Regions from separate parts of the Homo sapiens genome. Here region 1 is linked to region 2. A link is a loop called in an ENCODE intact Hi-C map of the cell type or tissue named here. Cell type or tissue: heart right ventricle. All regions are shown on one strand.

The links. A loop is a pair of places that touch in the nucleus more often than their neighbours do. Peaks named below come from ENCODE experiments on the same cell type or tissue, not always from the same donor. Only the 100,000 strongest peaks of a DNase experiment are listed, where the experiment ranks them.
Region 1: a loop joins it to region 2, with 4 times the contacts of the local background. A loop is called at or near these places in 5 of 110 quality-filtered maps.

What each region holds. Positions count from the first base shown.
Region 1 is chr21:45,844,830-45,848,829 of GRCh38, forward strand. All of the region lies in intron 4 of PCBP3 (poly(rC) binding protein 3), which reads left to right. Among named protein-coding and RNA genes, the nearest start is that of PCBP3-AS1, 10 kb to the left of the region's middle. In heart right ventricle, no CTCF peak of the experiment used is centred here; a DNase peak (open chromatin) is centred at 2,020.
Region 2 is chr21:45,921,204-45,925,203 of GRCh38, forward strand. All of the region lies in intron 13 of PCBP3 (poly(rC) binding protein 3), which reads left to right. Among named protein-coding and RNA genes, the nearest start is that of COL6A1, 59 kb to the right of the region's middle. In heart right ventricle, CTCF peaks have their summits at 2,179 (motif pointing left) and 2,380; a DNase peak (open chromatin) is centred at 2,178; H3K27me3 peaks cover 231 bases.

The sequences.
Region 1 (4,000 bases), 76 kb before region 2:
AACTTCATATACGTATATAAAGTTATAACTTTATATACGTATATGAAGTTTATATACGTATATAAAGTTTATATATATGCTTTATTTATATATATAGTTTACATATATATATGCTTTATTTAAGGTTGAACAAAATTTTGCATTCATCAGAAGCTTCCTTTTATGAATTCTTAGACTTTTTTACTGGGTACCCCAGAGATTTAAGGTATCAGCTTGAATATCTTCTAAACTGTTCTCCCTAAAAGGACCATACCTGGATTCTCAAGGAGTCCACCTCCGGAGGGGTCACTGACAGTTCTGCTCTCTTATGCCTTTTGTTCATCTTAACCAGCCTTGGTTAGCAAGGGGCACCTGCCACCAGATGATCTCTTACCAAGTCATGGTTTCCTGTCTGAAGCGGTTTCCCTGATGCTGAGAGGCATGAGGAGAATGTTACAGAGAGACAGCATGCTGCCTTGTGATTGTCTGAGGTTTGAAACCTTCTGGTGAAGCTGAAACCATTTCTTAAGAGCCTGGCTAATGCTGTGAGCTGCTTAAGCACCCGTGTGCACATGTGTGTAAGTGTGTGCCTTTGCCATGTGTATGCATGTGAGCTGCTTAAGCACCTGTGTCCACACGTGTGAGTGTGTGCCTTCACCTGTGTATGTGTGTGTGTGAGCTGCTTAAGCACCCGCGTGTACACGTTTGTGAGTGTGTGCCTTTGCTGTGTGTATGCATGTGTGTGAGCTGCTTAAGCACCCGTGTGCACACGTGTGAGTGTGTGCCTTTGCCGTGTGTATGCATGTGTGTGAACTGCTTAAGCACCCGTGTGCACATGTGTGAGTGTGTGCCTTTGCCATGTGCATGCATGTGTGTGAGCTGCTTAAGCACCCGTTTGCACATGTATGTGAGTGTGTGCCTTTGCCATGTGTATGCATGTGTGTAGTTTGCAGCTGAGTGCACTGCTTTTGTCTGGACTGTGCCCAGGAGGGAATGTGACACCCTTGGGGTCCTTGCCTTTGAAGCTGATCTGTTGTGGCAGCCAGTTCAGCATGTTCAGCAAGATGTTAAAGCCATTGCTCTGCTGTTACTCCCGGGGTCTCACAGCCAGAGCAGGCCAGAGGTGAGGAAGGGGATCCCATGCCTCCTTCATCTCCTCTGTCTCCTTGCCTTCCTAAACAGCTGTGTTTCCCACTGAAAAGGGAGCTGCAGAGCATTTCCACGTGGAGATTCCATCTCGTTTGTATCCAGCTCCATCAGGGGCCTGCTCTCAGGCTCCCCTGGGCGTGTGCGTGAGGTTGGAAGAGGCGGGTCACTGCAGGAATGTGTCGTTCTGTCATGTCACTCTCTCGATGTCTGGTCTCATGGGGTTCCTTACCAATTTAGGGACTTGTTAGGGAGATATCTAGAACTATATTGATAGATATACATCATGAACCAGTTCCCCTTAGGTGTTTCTAAAATGATATAAATTACCAAGGAAATAGCCTTTGGTTAAAGTTCATTATTTTCTGGTCTTGCATTGTTAGCATAGACTGCTGTCTGCTGTCTGTGCCATTTCTATTTCATGTAACTTACTGAGGTTTTCTTTGTGCCCTAATACAAGCTAGTTTTTTGTTTGTTTTTTTTTTTTAACGAATGTTTCAAGTATGTTTAAGAAGAAAGTATAATCTCTATTATTGGAGTACAAAGTTTGATGTAATGTCCCTAAGACCTACCTCCTGTTACTAGCTCTCTGTCATGCTGAGTTATTTTTGACCCCTTACCTTGCCATGGCTGACAGTCATGTGTTAATGATTGCTGTTCTTAGGTTTCTGTTTCTTTCCCCAACATCTATAGTTTCTGCATTATAAAGCCAGCTTCCGTGTTTGGGGTTCTAGCAGATTCTTAACTCATATGGCTTCGCCGCGCACTGGGTCCTCCGGCATCAAGAAGTGCCCTTCTTGGTCTTGCTTCCTGCTTTGAGGTGAGGCTGGACCTTGTCCCACAGGGAGATTGCAATCCCTGCTCTTCAGCCTGGTGCGCTGGCCTCACGTGCTTCTGCTCATTCCTTGACACTGAGCCTTTTCAAATCACTTGGCAATTGTCATGTCTCTTGTGTAAAGCAGAGCTGGCTTTGTGAGCCAAGTGGAAATTTTTCACAGGGCCAAAACCATTTACATTTACTCATGTGTTGCTAGGACCAGTATGTCCAGTCCCAACTGCCACATAACTTGCTCCTGTATTTAATGTGTGTGTTGTGTTTTATTTATTGTGCATCTTTTTATTTTTTACATGTGGTTTGTGTCTTTGCTTTTTTTTTCTGTTGTTTTTGGCATTTAGGAAGGTCTGTGTTTTGTTCTGCTGGCTACTGTTATAAATAACACCTCTCATTGCACCCTTAGTCCCTTGTTTCTTCCTCTGACCTCTTTATTTTGGCTTGTCTGGTGGGATTCTTTTCTCCCACCTATTTTTCATGCTTCAGTCTATGAGCTTATTCTACATTCCTTTTTTTCTGATTCATCTACCTCTGATTTATTTGCTGTATTTTTACTTTTGCAGAACAGCATGCTTCCCGATAAGAAGCTGTTTCACAGCCCACCTCCATCCTTACCCTCACTTTCTCTTTTAGTCTGTGCTCAACAGATTTGTTATTTTTGTTTATGTCAAATTTCCCAGTGGTCTCTTGGCTTGAGGAAGATTCTTTTGTAGTGGGTTTGGGCCTGGAAACACAGTGTTCATTGAGTTCTTAGCTATTTAAAACTATTTCTCTAGAGCTTTAATTTTGAAGGACAGTTTGGCTGACATAAAATCCTTTGGTCACACTTTATTTTTACTTGAGTTTATGAAAATAATTGCTCCACTGTTCACTTACCTTGTACATTGCAGTCAGGAAGTCCGATCCCCATCTGATTTTCTTCCCTTTGTGAATAAGCTGGTCTTTTTGCCTGGAGTCCCAAAGAATTTTCTCTCAGTTGTAATCATTACTGGGGAGTGCCTTCAGGGCCACCGTTCTGGGTCAGTTTGTTCAAGTACATGATGAGCCTTTCAACTTGTCGATTATTTTTTTCCTAAGAACATTTCTAGGATTTTAAGTATTAGGTCTGTTTCGTAGTTTTGCTTTTCTGTTTTGGGAACTCCAGTCTTTGTTTCTTGGGTCTTTGTTGGCCTGGGCTCTGTATCTGGCAGCTTCTCTGCGCGTCTCTCACCTCTTGGTCAGCCTCATGTTCTCTTTGATGTTCTCAGTCCTCCTGCAGTGTTCCTTATGCAGTCATTACCAGTAGAGGGTGTCCAGGTGGCATCTCGAACAAAGGATTGGACAAAACGCACAAACAAAGCAAGGAAAGCAAAAGCAGGGATTTATTGAGAACGAAAGTACACGCCATGGTGTGGGAGCAGCCTGACCATCGGGACTCAGGAGCTTACAGAATTTTCTGGGGTTTCGATACTCTAGAGGTTTCCCCTGGTTACTTGGCGAATATTCTATGAAAATGAAGAGAATGAAGTGAAGTCAGAGTCATTTACTCAGAATGCACCCTACTGTAAATGGAGAGGATGCTACTTGGAGTGTGTGGTCTGTATAAATGGAGAGGATGCATATGAAGTTACAAAGGGTAAATGCCGTGAACGGAGAGGGTGAAGTGCAGTTGCAAAGCTGTTCACATCCCTGTCATTGCTGAGGAGCTTTCATTTGATTTAGTTCTAGGGAGTCAGCCTGGATGGATCAGCCTTCTGTTCCCTGCCTCCTTCTGTTGTCCTGCCTCACACTCAGCTGAATCTCTCTCTTTTGGTACCTTGTAACTTAGTCTCATTTCTAGGCTAATTGTGTCATTCTCTTTCATTTCTGTCCTGGGTTAAATTAATTCTCATTTCACAGTTTTTTGTTTTAACTGTACATTTGTGTTCCTGGTGTTTTTAGTGTTTCATTTCTGTTTCTCAGCTTTTACTCATTTTGCTTTGGACTGCAGCGCTGGGTGGGAGTTCTCAGTTCCATTAGCTGAAGAAGTTTTAGTGCCCACACCCCGTTTTCCTCTCTCAGAGC
Region 2 (4,000 bases):
TAGAAATTTTTAAAGCTTCAATTTCTTACTATATCAATATAATTATAGAATATGTTGTTTTAATTTATAATGTAATTGAATACAAAGTTTATTTATACCACAGTGCCGGCTTATATACAGATACTAGAGTCATTTTTTAGGAACGTGATATTTGACCTGGATGTGTGGGCCCATGAATAAGAAACATCAAGCATAAGAAAATACATTCCTTAGGTTTGAGTATTTCTTTATGTAAAACTAAAATATGCATGTGTTTTCTGTGCCCAGTTTTAAAAAGTGTTTTTAGCTTGTTCTTATTTAAGAATCATCTGGGCTGGGCATGGTGGCTCAGGCTGGGTGTGGTAGCTCAAGCCTGTAATCCCAGCCCTTTGGGAGGCTGAGGCAGGTGGATCGCTTGAGCTCAGGAGTTTGAGACAAGCCTGGCCAACATGGCGAGACCCCGTCTCTACCAAAAATACAAAAAAATTTAGCCAGACGTGGTGGCACACGCCTGTAGTCCCAGCTACCCGGGAGGCTGAGGCGAGAGGATTGCCTGAGCCCGGGAGGTGGAGGTTGCAGTGAGCCAAGATCATCCCTCTGCACTCCAGCCTGGGCGACAGAACGAGACCCGTTTCAAAAAAAAAAGGAGTCATCGGCACTGATCTGCCTTCGCCTGCTTTTCTCCAGCTCCTCACACGCCACATGCATCATTTTACCCACGTCCTCCTCGAGGCTTACTGTGCTCTGGATGTGCAGGTGTTTTGAAGAGGCACAGAGCTGCTCGACAGGGTGAAGGACTTAGGAGGACTGAAGTCAGGCTCTCCAGTATGGCCACTCGGCAGCCCTGGAGACTATCCATGTGCCTCTGTGTGTCCTGCCTGGGTCAGACCAAGTGCAGTTTCAGAAATGAGAAAGAGAAACAGCACCTGAGACCTGGGACCTGAGAGCAGAGCCGAGAGCGCCCACACCTGGACAGACTGCTTGACTCTCACCCAGCACGTCTGCACCTTTAATTACAGCGGGGAAGTTACACCAGGAAGGAATTGTTTTTTCTGGAAGAAATGAGTGAACTTCAAAAATACCCTCATAGGCCAGGTACAGTGGCTCTCTCCTGCGATCCCAGCACTTTGAGAGGCCAAGATGGGAGGATTGCTTGAGCCCAGGAGTTGGAGACCAGGTTGGACAAAAGAGCAAGACCCCATTTCTACAAAAAAATACAGAAATTAACTGGGTGTGGTGGCACACACCTGGAGTCCCAGCTACTCAGGAGGCTAAGGTGGGGCAGTTACCTGAGCTCCGGCAGTCGAGACTGTAGTGAGCAGAGATTGCACCACTGCACTCCAGCCTGGGCGACAGAGCAAGACCCTGTCTCAAAAAAAGAAAAAATACCCTCATATATACAAATCTTTATTTCTAGTCTTCCAGCTCTCCTAATCACTCCCTTACTTAACGTCCCCATCATTTAAAGGGGATGTTGAAAGCAAGCAAAAATAAAAACATGTTAGAGTTGACGAAGAGTTTGCCATGTAGGCGATTTTAGATGAGCCTTTGCACCAACCCTGTGAGGCAGATCTCAGGACCGTGGGGCCAGTTCCACACACGAGGAAGTGGAAGCTCTGAGAGGTGCCTTGGCCAGAGCTAATGAGCCAGGGAATGGGAGGGCTTGGCACAGCCGCCCAGGCAGCTGGACGTGAGTGGCAGATGTGCAGCAACGCTGGGAATCAAGCGGACACCAGTGTCTACTAAGAAGCTGGTTCTTCAGTGAAAGAGTCGTGGGGAAATTGTAGAAATGTGTCGTTGTAAGTGGGAGCCAGGGATGGGAGGCACGACCAGATCCTGTGCTGGATGCGGCCCTTCATCCCAGCTGTGCAATCCCCGGGACTCTGTCGGTGCCACGCATTTCCCCTGGACACATGAAGGGCACGCGTGGGCTCTTGTGACAATCTCATGCACTTGCAGAGATTTGGGCAGATTGTTGCAGAGTGCTTTCTCCTCCCACTTGTTCTGTGTCTCCCTCTGGAACCCTGTGGGGAGGTGGGTGAGGGGTCCCCTCACTGTAGTGAGAGAGTAGTCAATGCCGCATGCTCTGGGCACATGCCGAGGGGCCCAGCCTCTCTCACTCTGAAGCCTGGCACCTTCCAAGACCTTGCAGCTGCAAGTGGTGCAGCGGCTTGCCCATGGCCCCACCTGCTGTCAGAGCTGTGCTACTGCAGCCACTCCTTTCATGAAACAAGAGGCCCAGGCAACCCTCACTGCTGGCTGGAGTTCCATCTTTCCTTGCTTGGAACACCGCACCCTCTGCAGGGCCCCAGTGGCACGGCTCTCACATGCTGTTCCTCCCAGCTTGCCCTTCTCAGAACGAGACTTTGCATCTTTACAGGACCCTCGGGCGACTCACTGGCCCGTGGAGGTCTGAGAAACACTAGTCAGGAGGCCTGAGAAGGAAGAACATGCATCCAGTTGGAAGCCCAGGGGAGACATGGAATGGAGAGAGAAAATTCCAAGAGACACACAGAGAACCTTCCAAAATTAGAGAAACCATCAACAATTCCCAAACAGGATAAACAAATAATACAAATAAACTCGACCTGGAACAGTTGAGTGGATAGAAACAGCACACGTAAGATCGGGTGTGCACGAGGAGATGCGAACACCGGGAACAGTCGAGTGGGTAGAAACAGCACACGTAAGATCGGGTGTGCACGAGGAGATGCGAACACCGGGAACAGTCGAGTGGGTAGAAACAGCACACGTAAGATCAGGTGTGCACGAGGAGATGCGAACACCGGGAACAGTCGAGTGGATAGAAACAGCACACGTAAGATCGGGTGTGCACGAGGAGATGCGAACACCGGGAACAGTCGAGTGGGTAGAAACAGCACACGTAAGATCGGGTGTGCACGAGGAGATGTGAACACCGGGAACAGTCGAGTGGGTAGAAACAGCACACGTAAGGTCGGGTGTGCACGAGGAGATGTGAACACTGGGAACAGTCGCGTGGGTAGAAACAGCACACGTAAGGTCGGGTGTGCACGAGGAGATGTGAACACTGGGAACAGTCGCGTGGATAGAAACAGCACACGTAAGATCGGGTGTGCGTGAGGAGATGCGAACACCGGGAACAGTCGCGTGGGTAGAAACAGCACACGTAAGATCGGGTGTGCGTGAGGAGATGCGAACACCGGGAACAGTCGAGTGGATAGAAACAGCACACGTAAGATCGGGTGTGCACGAGGAGATGCGAACACCGGGAACAGTCGCGTGGGTAGAAACAGCACACGTAAGATCGGGTGTGCGTGAGGAGATGCGAACACCGGGAACAGTCGAGTGGATAGAAACAGCACACGTAAGATCGGGTGTGCGTGAGGAGATGCGAACACCGGGAACAGTCGAGTGGATAGAAACAGCACACGTAAGATCGGGTGTGCGTGAGGAGATGCGAACACCGGGAACAGTCGAGTGGGTAGAAACAGCACACGTAAGATCGGGTGTGCGTGAGGAGATGCGAACACCGGGAACAGTCGAGTGGATAGAAACAGCACACGTAAGATCGGGTGTGCACGAGGAGATGTGAACACCGGGAACGGTCGAGTGGGTAGAAACAGCACACGTAAGATCGGGTGTGCGTGAGGAGATGCGAACACCGGGAACAGTCGTGTGGGTAGAAACAGCACACGTAAGATCGGGTGTGCACGAGGAGATGTGAACACCGGGAACAGTCGAGTGGGTAGAAACAGCACACGTAAGGTCGGGTGTGCGTGAGGAGATGCGAACACCGGGAACAGTCGTGTGGGTAGAAACAGCACACGTAAGATCGGGTGTGCACGAGGAGATGCGAACACCGGGAACAGTCGAGTGGGTAGAAACAGCACACGTAAGATCGGGTGTGCGTGAGGAGATGCGAACACCGGGAACAGTCGCGTGGGTAGAAACAGCACACGTAAGATCGGGTGTGCGTGAGGAGATGCGAACACCAGGAACAGTCGAGTGGGTAGAAACAGCACACGTAAGGTCGGGTGTG